3 separate regions of the Mus musculus genome follow, and regions 1 and 2 are each linked to region 3. The links are chromatin contacts, found by Hi-C or POLR2A ChIA-PET in ENCODE. All regions are on one chromosome and are shown on one strand. The core of a region is the stretch at or near the end of the contact, and the rest is flanking DNA. Distances in the headings are between cores, read along the strand shown. Region 1 holds the start of Rfx5 (regulatory factor X, 5 (influences HLA class II expression)). Region 2 holds the start of Pi4kb (phosphatidylinositol 4-kinase beta). Region 3 holds the start of Zfp687 (zinc finger protein 687).

Region 1 (4,087 bases), core at 1-2,500, 61 kb before region 3:
ATGAATAGGCAAAGGTGGGCAAGGAGAAAATACAGAGGAGGACTAGAGGCTCAACAGACAGGCTTTATTCTAGAGCATACCTGCAGAGGGGGTGGGGCCAAGTGTCTAAAGTGGAAGGACCATACCATTTCCTTTTGTGTCAGCAGTTGCTATGGGTAGCGAGACAGACAGGGTCAGGCAACCAATAAACATCTCCTGTGGTTTACCCAGGTAGGAGGGGTAGGGTGAGGAGAAATCTGGAAAATGAGTTGGCATTAGCTTTGGCTTAACTAGAACGGAGGCACTTTATAAAATGGCGATACCACGGCTAACAACAGAGAAAAAAACATTTTCTCTTAATGTGGTACAGCTGCTAAGGATTTGCAGATTCTTTGTGGAATGAGGGGAAGCCTGCAATCCTAGAGGCTGTTGGCCACAGGGATGGGTAAGCAAAGAGGGAAGGACGAATGGTTCAACTTGTGTTATTTTATTTTATTAAAGTTACAGGACTTTATAACGAATTTCCATCAGTAGACATCATTTTCTAGCAAAAATTTAAAAATATCACCTACTGATTATTTCGGACAGCTCTGACAACCAAAGGCAACAATCAAACATGGTAGCTATCTGTGGCCATTCCATTTTGTAAAGCTCCCCAATTTTGTTTAAACAGAGTTCCTGAAACCTAAGAAATTTGGTTCTCACAACCAAAGTAACTTGCTTTTATAGATTCGTGCTTTCCACGTCCTTATCGACGCCCCAGTAATAGAGTTGTTTGGCTTTTTTTTAATCAAACCTTCTTACATTTTTAACTCATCTTATTCCCCAGCTACAACTAGCCAATCACTTTCCTACCCTGTAACTCCTGTCTGTGGTTCTTGGATCCTAGACGGCATCTACGTAAATCTTCCCAAGTAAAGCCCGCGGTCGATCCCTTATCCTCTTCTCGCTGATTTTACAACGCACAGGATCAGAAAGCAAAAGACCAGATGCTCCAGAAGCAGCCAAGCGCCCGGGCTTTCATCCTGCGGTCCCTTTAAGAACAGAACCCTTTCCGGGCCCGCAGACCTAACCGACCCCAGTTTTAACCGAAACCAACCTGGACTTCCCCCTCTTGACTCAAATAAGACTAACTTTGGATTTTCCCTCCCCTCTCGACCAATCATATTCTGTTACCAGGCAGACTTTCACTGCCTTCGTCTTGGAGGCAGCAACGGCCAATCACAGAGCAGGCCGTGCGTGTATCCAGGCAGATCGCGGCTGGCATAACCATTCAGAAAAAGGAAAAATAAAAGCAACGCACGAGCCCGCCGGCTGGGCACCGTGGGGCTGGGCAGGAGCTGAGGTAGCCACAGGGTAGTTTCTCTTTCTCTCTCACCTATCTAATGTCCGTGCTGGAAGGCGACGGTTCCGAGGTAGGAGGGGCAACAGCACTCCGGAGCTAGCAGGACCAGCTCCTTGCCCCTGCGCACGTGCCCGAATCTGGGACCCTGTTCCCCGCAGGGTTTCCTGCGCCCAGCCCCCTGAGTTCGGAGACCTAGCCCAGCACCTGGGGTTGGGGTGGAGGGGCCCGAGGGGAGTGGGGACGCTTCGGAGTGGGATGTCGTGGGATGACGTAGGGTCCGCGCCGCGGCGAGGGGGGCAGCGGGGGAAGCCGTGGCGAGACTCAGTAATGAGAACTTGGGCCCAGTTTTTTTCAAACCTGGAAAGGCCGAGTATGTTTGTATCCCTTCCGACCTTCCAGGCAAAATCAATGGCGAGGAGTCTATTAGAGGATCGGAGAACTTTGACTTGTCGTTATAGGTGTTGAGGGGGGGCGGCTGGAGGGGCTTGGGGGGGGGGGGGCTGGAGGTGTTGCAGCACTGGGAGAAATTGTAAGATTTCTTTTAACGTGGACTTCTCCACCCCTATCCCTTCCCATAACAGTTTTCCAGATTTGGGAGACTTCAAAAGGTGGGACATATAGAATGGAGATGTCAGAGATCTCTTTGGGTATACAAGGGCCTGATAAAGTAACAGAATAATTCTAATTTTAGAGAAGGCAAGTGGTGTGGAAAACCACTGGAGGAAGCTTTGCTTCTGTTTGTATTTCTGGGTAGAGACAGGAGGACTGCCTTGGGGTCTCTAGGAGAAAGGAAGCTTGGTAGTAGTTAAATCCTCAGCGATCTCCTCTCTCAGCTGTAGCCCTCATGCTGGGATGGCAGAAGATAAACCTGATGCTAAGAGCCCCAAGACTGGGGCAAGGCCCCAAGGTGGTGCTGACGCTGGAGAACCTACCACCCTCCTCCAAAGGCTCCGAGGTACCATTTCGTAAGTAATTGTCTCTGTCTCCAAACCCTGTTCCAGACCCAGCTGTAGATCCTTGTTGCCCTGCACTCCTTCCTCAGGCAAGTGTTTCAGAGCAGGCAGGCTGAGGTCTGTGGTCCGTAGCTGTTTGGTCCTTTTTCTGTCTCTAGCAGTCAGACAAAGGGATGGGGAAACCTTGTGACCTCCAGCTTTCTCTTCTTCTCCACAGCAAGGCCGTGCAGAACAAAGTAGAGGGAATTCTGGTAAGCATGCTGGGAAGGGACAATACAGGTGCCATCGCTGAAGGGTAAGGGTGATGTTGATGTGAGAGAATAAAGGTTCATGGGGGAGAGGCGGTGCTGTCCACGTGTGAGGATCATACTTTATCCTTCTGTGACCTATGTAGGAGATGAAATCAGACCCAGCCCCTTGCCCTTTCTCCCGTTCTCTCCATGACAAGCCCATAAGGTTGCCAGCACAGTGAGCACCCAACCTCAAGTCATTTCTTAGGTCCCCTTTCATTCTGACAACCTGACATCGAGTCAGCTGGTATGGTCGAGCTCAGAAGATCATTCACTGGACCCGTGGCTTCATTTCTCCACCTCTGTTCCCTTCTGCCTCAGCAAGAAGTACAGAAATTCTCGGACAACGACAAGCTGTACCTCTACCTTCAGCTCCCATCGGGGCCCAGCGTTGGCGAGAAGAGGTACTTTGGTGGTAGTGTTTATATGTCACAGGTTCTGATTTTGAGTCTCACTGTATTGAGTCAAAAAGTAGGAGATGAGGACGAGGAGGCTGGAGGGATGGCTCAGGGGTTAAGCACACTGGCTGCCCTTGGCAGAGGACCCGGGTTGTGTTCCCAGTACCCACATGGTGGCTCACAACCATCCATAACTCTCAGTTTCTGGAAATCCGACACCACTCTCTGACCTCCGTGTCGTGCACATGCACATATGCAGGCACAACACTCATAACAAATGAGAATCTTTTTAAAAAAGTTATAAAGAAGAAGTAGGAGATGCATAGCTCAGAACCTTTATCAAGAAGTGAGGCCTTTGGCTCGATTTATCAGGGAAAGGTGGATCTGGGACAAACTGATTCGATCTGGCACCATCAAAGCCATGCTTGCCCCTTTGGCTTGTCTTACAGCTCAGAGCCAAGTCTGCTCAGCAATGAGGAGTATATGTATGCCTATAGGTGGATCCGCAACCACCTGGAAGAGCACATGGATACCTGCCTGCCAAAGCAGAGCGTCTATGATGCCTATCGGTGCGTACAGAAGGCACACCTTGCTGGAGTGTGCCCCTTGAATCCACCAGTTGCCCTCTCTGAATACCTTGTCACTCTCCCTTCTGCTCACTCAGAAAGTACTGCGAGAGCCTCGCCTGTTGCCGCCCGCTCAGCACAGCCAACTTCGGTAAAATCATCAGAGAGATCTTCCCTGACATCAAGGCCCGAAGACTCGGTGGCCGGGGCCAGTCCAAGTATCCTTGACCCAGAGATTAGGACTGGAGGACCTGGGCAGGAAAGGAACCATATACAAGCAGCCTGACCTGCCTACAGGGCTTAAATTTTGGCTGTTCCTTAACGTGGATCAGATATTGCTACAGTGGCATTCGAAGGAAGACCTTGGTATCCATGCCACCATTGCCTGGACTCGACTTGAAGGGATCTGAAAGTGTAAGTATGACCTTCCAATGCTCATTTTCCATTTCCAGGTAAAAGACAGAGGCTTTTAGGACTTGTTTTAACGGCTGGGAAAACCAGAGTCACTCAGACATTGCTTCTGAGGGCCCTTCTGCCTTCCCTGTGGGAGAAGCAT
Region 2 (4,215 bases), core at 1,673-4,172, 41 kb before region 3:
GCAACTTACTGAAAACCTAGATCACAAAAGGGAGCAGGGCCTGGATAGGGCCCAGTGGAATAGCACTTGCTTAGCATGCATAAGACTCTAGATTCAATCATGAACACAGCAGAAACAAATGACAATGTCAAAATACAGGCAGAAAAAAAAGCTGCGATGTATGTAGTAATGAGTAAACCAAACACCCAGACTCTCCAGATAAAAGCAGGAAGACAGAGCCACAAATGCAAAGACATTTATGACTGAGCTGACAGGATTTCTCTGTGTAGCCCTGGCTATCCTGGACTCATTCTGTAGACCAGGCTGGTCTCGAACTCAGAAATTCACCTGCCTCTGCCTCCCAAGTGCTGGGATTAAAGGTGTGCACCACCACCACCTGGCCAGAAATTTTGAAGTAGACTTTTTACTTACCTATGATTTAATTCTATGTCGGTATGTAAATGAGGGAATGGCCTCATGTGATTAAGAATTACCATTGGCGGGCTGGTGAGATGGCTCAGTGGGTAAGAGCACCCGACTGCTCTTCCGAAGGTCCGAAGTTCAAATCCCAGCAACCACATGGTGGCTCACAACCACCCGTAATGAGACCTGATGCCCTCTTCTGGAGTGTCTGAAGACAGCTACAGTGTACTTAGATATAATAAATAAATAAATCTTAAAAAAAAAGAAAAAAAGAAAAAAAGAATTACCATTGGCTGGGCTTTGGTGGCGCATGCCTTTAATCCCAACACTTGGGAGGCAGAGACAGTAGAATCTCTTGAGTTTGAGGCCAGCCTGGTCTACATAGTGGGTTCCAGGACAGCCAGGGCAATGTAGAGAGATATCTTGTCTCCAAATAAACAAAGCCTACTTTTGCAGCACCATGGAATCCCAGGTCTTGGAGGAACCTGTAACATTTTAAACTCTAGGCTACCACAAGGTCACCACCTCTTGATACAGCTGGTTGGAAGCTAGCCAAGAACTGTGGGTCCTATCAAGTGGAATGGGGATCACCTAGCCGAGACCCACAGGGACAGAGTGAAACTCTCTTTGGCACCCTGTCGCTCTTCTTTGCTTATCTTCCATCACTGCCCCTCACCCCCAGCCTAGTTTATCTGTTTGCCCTGTCCTGATGATCGGAAAAGATTCCCATTTCTATTATTCAGCACACATTGTCTTCTTCCCTCTCAGAATGTTCTTTCCCTTTTATCCCACTGTATACTAGGTTCTGCCTTGCAATATTCACAAAAAGTCTTCCACTGTCCACCATATACTATGCAGCCAGGCCTTCTGTGCAGATTTAACAAGGGTCTGCCCCTTGCCTCCAGCAAACAAGAACTCCATTTGTTCTACTTCTGTGCCTGCTGCAGATTTTATGCAGGCATTTCAAGCTGTAGCTTCAAAATAAATTTAAAAAGTAAAATCTCAATCTTACCTCTATGAATGTTTTTCTGTCGTGTATGTATGTATCCAGTACCCACAGAGGTCAGAAGATGGCATTGGACCCCCTGGGAGTGAACCGGGGTCCTCTGCAAGAGCAACAGTACTAAACCACTGAGCCAAATTCTCAGCCCTTTGTCTTCAGCTTTAGCTTTTTATCTGCCTCCCAGTTAAATACGGAAGCAGGGGCATGGTTCACTCACCATTTGTCTGTTTCAATAACAGACATGTAGTACTATAACCCATACTTTCTTGATCCCCTCCCCCAAACCTTAGAAAATGTTATTACATCAGATACTACTGTTGTTAATGTAGTGCTATAATAATATTGTCAATATTATTATACAGAAGTTGAGGGTTAGTCCAGCTTGGGGGCATGTGGATATATTCCCACATGTTCCACAGGCCAGTGGCTTGAGCCAAGGAATATCACAAGCAGCCTGGGAAAAATAGACTGTCTCTAAAAAGGGAAAGAGGATAGGAAGGAAGCTAGAGAAGAAAGGGAAAGAAAAAAAAAGGAAACAAAGATCTCAAATCAGCTTATAAGTGCAATGAAGATGTCACCCAAGAGCTAGGCTCAACCCGTAGAATATTAAGAACCTACCCGCCTGCAGTGGTGGCACACGTCTTTAGGCGTAGCACTTGGGAAGCAGAGGTCGACAGATTTCTAAGTTCAAGGCCAGCCTGGTCTACACAGTGAGTTCCAGGACAGCCAGGGCTACACAGAGAAACCCTGTCAAACAAACCTACCCTTACAAGGGGCCTAAGATACTAAGAAAAGTCCCAGGAAAAGCGTTGGGACAGTGATTGTGGGGGGGGGGGGAGGGGTCTATGAGGCCTGTCTCACATGATTTTGTAGCCTTCGGAAAAGGAATAAGCCAAACTTTTGTCATTTCACTCACTTTTCCTAAGCTGGCTTGTCCAGCCTCTGTTAAGGCTTTGGCAGCTGGGGTGACCTTGGAAGCAGCACCTTGTCCCAGAGTGATGGTGCGAAACAGTGAAAGATTGAGGCGGTTGGACTGGGCCATTCCTGAAGCTATAGGGGCAAACTCATGGCATCATCCTTAAAGATGAGTAGGAAGAGGGAAATGAAGGTGATTGTACTCCTTTTTTCGTCCCTTCTCTTTCTTGTCTGTTTTCTGGCCCTCCTGCATGGGTCCTACCGGCTGACTTACGAAAGAAATCCCGTAGGATAGGAGAGGGAGAAAAAAGCCACTGGTGGCAGTTACGGTAACTCAGTGGTTTACGCAAATGAATAGTTTATATATAATTTGCATGTTCATACACTTTTGGAAGTACATAAAATATCGGTACCTCCACGTCCCTCCACTGATCTTACCCACGCTACTTCCCTCTCGGCTTCCTTAGTAAAGCCTGTCTCTTAGGCCCGCCCTCAAACACAGGGCCCGCCTTCCCCCGTAAGCCCCTCCTCCCTGCCCCCCCTCCCTAGCTTCCAAAAGCTCTTCCCCGCCCCCTTTTCCTTTCTGAACAGGCGTGAGTCGGGCAGCTCACTCGACTCAGATTACGATGGCATCAGTAGTGTCCTGACACCGGGAAGCAGGAAAGCAATCTCCCGGAAGAAAGGCTCGGGCCCAGGGGACTCTTACATCGGAACCCGCCAAGGAATTGTTATTTTGTGTCCTGCTAGTGGGGTCCGGTCCAACTTGAAGTTGCGTGAAGGCCCCTTCAGGCGGCGCCGCGGGCAGCCCCGCAGCCGGGGCCTGGAGCAGCCGCCGCGGCCGCTGTCAGGGAAGCGCAGGCGGCCAATGGAACCCGGGAGCGGCCGCTGCTGCTGAGGCGGCGGTGTCGGCAGTCCGACCCCGACCGCCTGCACCCCCTCCGCGAGGGTTCCCCGGAGGTAAGCGGCTCCTCCCCCGTGAGTCGCCTTTGCCTGTGTGTGTGTGTGGGGGGGTCCTTCTGCCACCCTGTCCCGCCCAGCCTACCGCGACCTGGGTTCGACTACAAAACTGCCCCCCTGGTGGCAGCTGCACCCCGAGGTCCTTCACCCTTTCCTCTCGGGCCCGGGGTAGTCTTCTCTGCTTTCTGGCTTCCTCTTCAGTTTAGCCCCTCCCTCTGCCCCGTGGATTCCACCTCCCCACCAGCAGGACACACACTTCGTACCTCTGTTGCCTCTGTTCCGTAACTATCTTCCTAAGTCGTGAACCTTTTCCACATTTGACCCCTTCTACAATATCATCCATGTTTGCCTTCCTCGCCGTTTGTGTTTCTGCTCACAAGCCTCTTCCATGGACTCCGCCTTTATCCCTTTTCCTATTTTGCCCCACTCTTCCGAGTCTGTGCAATCTCAGCACAGAGTTCTCATTTCCCTCAGCTACAGATTGTATCCCTCTCTTCTGCTTCCAATTCCATGACCTCACCATGACCCACTCCCCCAGCTCCTGACTTCCAAGAATTGCCTATTCCCTTCTCCTTAAAGGATCTCAGACTACTGTCATCATACCCAGATACCATCCACTTTGACCTTAGTCCTCAACCCCTCTCTAGGGTGCCTGATGATACCTGAAGCTGTCTTTGGCTTCTCTTTCCCCTTTCTCAATCTCCAGCCCTCTGGAGGGCTTCCCGTAGGAGAAAGCTCTGCCGTGAACACCCCTACAGATAGTGATTTCCAACTTTTGACATTCTCTCCAGGGATTTCCAACTTTTGACATTCTCTCCAGGATTCGGCTGATGTTTGTCTCCCTCGGCTCTGTTTTCCCTGTGGTCTTTAAGTGTTCTCTATCATGCCTTTTATCTCCACATATGATTTCAGATCAGCTAAAGCTTGAACTAAGAAGA
Region 3 (3,855 bases), core at 1,084-3,583:
CAGGCCAAATTAGGACATGAGGTCAAGCAGGAGCGGGCTGCACTGGGAAGGAGGCCACCTAGGGCCACCTAGGGCTAGGGCCAGAGCTAAGAGTCAGAGGTCAGCTAAAGCCATATGTGAAAGATCTGGAGCCTGGCACCCAAAGCCCTAGCACGGTGAGCAAGGAGAAACATTCAAGGTAGAAAGAATTAAGACACAGAAAGAGGTGGAGGGGGGCATAGTCACAAGGGCCCTGGCTGAGTCCTCTCCTGTCACAAACACCTGCGGCTTGCTCACCTTCCCCAGAGTGTCCTCCCTCCTCCACCTTGCTCTCTCAGGGTTAAGACTCCAGGGCACAAGCTGGTCCAACATAGCTTCCACACTGGGAGAAAGCTCCTCCTTTCCACTGACATTTCTGCTCTAAGCTCCTCACACAGTCTACCCTCCAACTCAAACTCCACCTTCTTGGGTAACAGTAGCCTAGAAGTCTCCCCCAACCTTAATCTGGCCCAGGGAGGATTGGGGAGGGGTATTCCCAAAAGACTTATGTGTCACTAAAGCAACAAGGAGGCCAGCTCAGAGACTGTAGGAGACCCAAACTCTATCCTCTATCTGTTCTTAACCATAAGTAATTCTGTATCTAGGAAGACTCAACATAGGGACAAATTCGCTCCCCTTTATACATTCCCTGCCCAGGATGCAAGCCATTTCCCAGGGCCAATTCTCTCACCTCTTTCCAGCCTTCAGACTGTAACTGGAGATAGTCCCAGCAGGTGGCGGCTGGCATTGCCCGGACCAAGGTGGGGGTGGGGGACAAGGGTACCAACTAGAGGAAGAAAGGGTAGTCCTCCTTGTACATTACCCCTCTATTTAATTCTGCACATTCTGGGTTTGAACAAAGCCCTTAGTTTTAACCCAGATGAATCGCTAGGTCCCTCTTCAATTCAGCTCTCCCGGGTCGGGAAGCCTGGGCTACCTTCCCACTCAAGCTCCCAGCAGGGTGGGTCGGTGGAGTACAAACCAATGGGGACTAAGAAAACACCTGCGAACCTACCTCTCCCAACCACCTCCCTCTGGCGTGCAAGTGACTTGGAGGTCATCCGATAGCCACCTGGAGCAGACAGTGGGCCAAACACAGAGGCTTAAGGCCAATGAAGATCCTCCACTCAGCCGCCAGGCCTGTGGAGCTGCCATCTCCCTACCTACTTTCCCCCTCTGTTCTTCAAAAGCAAAGGGGGCTTAACAAGAAAAGGGTGAACAGACACCGGTAGGGTGGGGGCTCCATTGCCCTTTGCCCAAGGCCTACAGCGCAGAGCAAAAGGAAGGGGCCAGAGCACGGCCAGGGGCGATTAGGTTGCGGCCAAGCTGGGCAGCGGGCGGCATTTAAGTCCCTGCCATCTGCCAGGGACTGGCGCGGAAAGTAAGTCCGGGGTTTCGGGTAGGGGACAAGAAGTACATTTAAAAACTAAAGGGTAAACTGAGGCGAGTGGTGCTTCTTTCACTTTCACCGGCTAAGAACTCAAGGGAGGGCCTCGGTGAGGCCAGGCCCTTAGGATCTGCGGCGCTGCACATTGGGGGCCAGGACTCCCCGGCAGTGGGGAGTGGCGCGAGGGGAGTGGAGACACAAGAGGGGGCGGTCCCTGCGTGATTCTAAGCTCTGCAGCCAGGTCAGTCCAGACTCGAACCTGGTCCCCTTCATCTCTGCGCGCCGGGCAGCTTGCCCTGTCTCTGACCCCCAGAGGCTCTCCCCAGACCCGAGTGACTGCAAGGAGCTCGCCAGGATCGAGGCGCTAGCCTGAGTCCTGCCTGGGTCCGGACGCTGACCAGCACCCGGTCGGGATGCAGGCTCCTCTCCTGCTGGGCCCAATTCCCCCGCCCCCACCGCCCGGCACGGACACCATTTTAGGTCGCGACATCCCGCAGCCTCGAGTCCCCCGGCCGCACTCTGACTGCCTCTCAGTCTAAGAGCGCCAGGACTTAGGGGTCCAGGAACCCCCTCCCACGTTACCAGGCTAGGGGGCCGTGCTTCCAGCAAACTGGAGTTCCCACCGGTGGTCCTCGAAGAAGAAGGCGGCGACCCGGCCAGGCCAGCAGCCGCCCCAGGGGGCGGCGGCACGGAGAAGGGGGTAGTTGACCAAGTGGGGGAGGGGCAGGGGTATTTACCCGCCCCCCCGGGGGGCGGAGCCAGGGGCGGGTATTTGCCGCGAGCGTGCTTACTTGTTCCGATCCTGGTGCGGGCTGAGACCCTACGGCCTCCTCCCGGTTCCAGCCGCCACCGCCGCTACCGCCGCCGCCGCCCTCCCCGCGGCCGCCGCTACTTCCTGCTTCTCTCCGCTTCGGCCTCCCCTCTCCCTCAGCTCCCTCCGTGCTCCTAGTCCGGGCTGCCCGCTTTCATACTCGCCATTGGCTAATGGACCTGTCATTCAACTGTGAGCCCCACCCAGTCCCGTATGGGATTGGCCCTCCATACCCCGCTCGGAACTGGCCCCTCATAGTCTTCTCATCACTATTGGACAAAGGGCCTGGGCCCTGTGGAGAAGGTTCTCCCCATTGGCTGCTCCGGAGTCCACCTGCCCTGTCTGAGCAGCCCGAAAGCCATTGGCCGCCGCCGCTGTCGCTTAGCAAGAAGCCAGCCTTAGTCTTCGCTTTGGGTTGCGAGGGGTGACTAGCTAGCTCAGAAGCGTAGCCATCCTCTCTCCATTGGTCGCTCGAAGCTGGACACTGTGCCTCACATCTACAAACTTAGGAACTCTAGCTGTATGGCGGCGCGTCTAGGGGAACCTCGTCGGCTCCGTGTGGAACCTGGGTGTTTTAAGTGTTCGTGCCGTTTCCTCAGGCTAAGCCGCGCTCGAACGGATGCGGTGCTGGGGGTCACAAAATGAGGTGCCACCCCCAAACATTACGTCATCGGGGTGACCATTGCCTGGGGTTCCTCGCAGTCTAAACTGCTTTATAATCCGGATGGATGCGGTTCTGGCGTCCGCCTGCCTCTGGGCGTACGCACCACGCACGGCCCCTCCCTCTGCGGGAGAGCTGGACAGACTTTGGGATTCCGAGTGTAAAAGAAACCGGAACCACCGAGACCTGAGACCTGGGACACGCTGCGACCGGAAGTGGGGGAGGTGACGTTGGGAAGTGCTGGCGTGGCCTGGGCCACAACCAAGGAGAGCTTAAGGTAGTATGCTGATAGGCTTCTTACGCGAGAGAAGGAGGGAGCCCAGATCTATTTCCCATTTAAGAGAGCTCCCTTTTCTCCGCCCCTGACGGGAGCTGGCATTACTGTTCCCGTTGAGCTTTCCCGCGCTTTGCTGCCCCGCCCCTTGGAGGTGGGAAAAGGGGCGGAGTCGCCAGGGAGACGAATTGCCTTGACACTCACCCACCTGCGCTGGCTCAGGTTTTTGCTGGATCCATCTGCAGGCCCAGTGTGCCACCTGGCGCGCTCTCTACCCTGGCCCCGCGCCGCCGCCGCCCACCGCGACCGCAGCCGTTTCAAATGACAAGGGTTTTTAAATTTCTGTTTTATTTTCACTTTTTGCAGTGTTCGGAGTGGAACCTAGTGCTTCACCCAGTCCAAGCAAGCAGCCCACCGACATAGCAGCTTGGCGAGTGTTTTTGTTTTGTTTTGGCGATACTGATTATTGGACGTTGGGAGTCGCACACGCTTGGCAGGTGCACTCGTAACACTGAAGCTACTCTATACCCTATCACTTTTTGGGACAGGGTTTCCACTAAGTTGTCCTGCCTGCCTAGTAACTAGGGCTACACTGTTGCGCCATCAGGCCCAGGTTTGGGTAAAGCTTTTAAAAGAAGGCTCTGTTACCTCCCCTTGGACTCCCATAGCAGTGGATCCAAAAAATTCAGGCTTATGTATGGGAG

Evidence for each region. A loop is a pair of places that touch in the nucleus more often than their neighbours do. ChIA-PET counts read pairs that join two places held with the same protein, here RNA polymerase II (POLR2A).
Region 1: a loop to region 3 is called in a map of CH12.LX, with 2.0 times the contacts of the local background. The contact joins the promoter of Rfx5 here to the promoter of Zfp687 in region 3. A Hi-C loop is called at or near these places in 2 of 37 maps with a recorded cell type or tissue (CH12.LX and mature B cell). POLR2A ChIA-PET finds 5 or more read pairs at or near these places in 4 of 5 experiments (Patski and embryonic stem cell).
Region 2: a loop to region 3 is called in a map of heart, with 2.3 times the contacts of the local background. The contact joins the promoter of Pi4kb here to the promoter of Zfp687 in region 3. A Hi-C loop is called at or near these places in 1 of 37 maps with a recorded cell type or tissue (heart). POLR2A ChIA-PET finds 5 or more read pairs at or near these places in 4 of 5 experiments (Patski and embryonic stem cell).

Annotation. Positions count from the first base shown.
Region 1 is chr3:94,952,858-94,956,944 of GRCm38, forward strand. Rfx5 (regulatory factor X, 5 (influences HLA class II expression)) reads left to right here and starts at 1,251. Exons shown (of 10, transcript NM_017395.3): 1 at 1,251-1,394; 2 at 2,158-2,289; 3 at 2,495-2,528; 4 at 2,889-2,971; 5 at 3,415-3,534; 6 at 3,630-3,749; 7 at 3,864-3,945. The coding sequence starts at 2,177.
Region 2 is chr3:94,971,809-94,976,023 of GRCm38, forward strand. Pi4kb (phosphatidylinositol 4-kinase beta) reads left to right here and starts at 2,923. Exons shown (of 11, transcript NM_175356.3): 1 at 2,923-3,277. It overlaps B230398E01Rik (a long non-coding RNA gene), which reads right to left. Exons shown (of 4, transcript XR_003954666.1): 2 at 3,541-4,215.
Region 3 is chr3:95,013,124-95,016,978 of GRCm38, forward strand. Zfp687 (zinc finger protein 687) reads right to left here and starts at 2,334. Exons shown (of 9, transcript NM_001357863.1): 1 at 2,197-2,334. 4930481B07Rik (a long non-coding RNA gene) reads left to right here and starts at 2,406. Exons shown (of 2, transcript XR_003954670.1): 1 at 2,406-3,154; 2 at 3,518-3,855.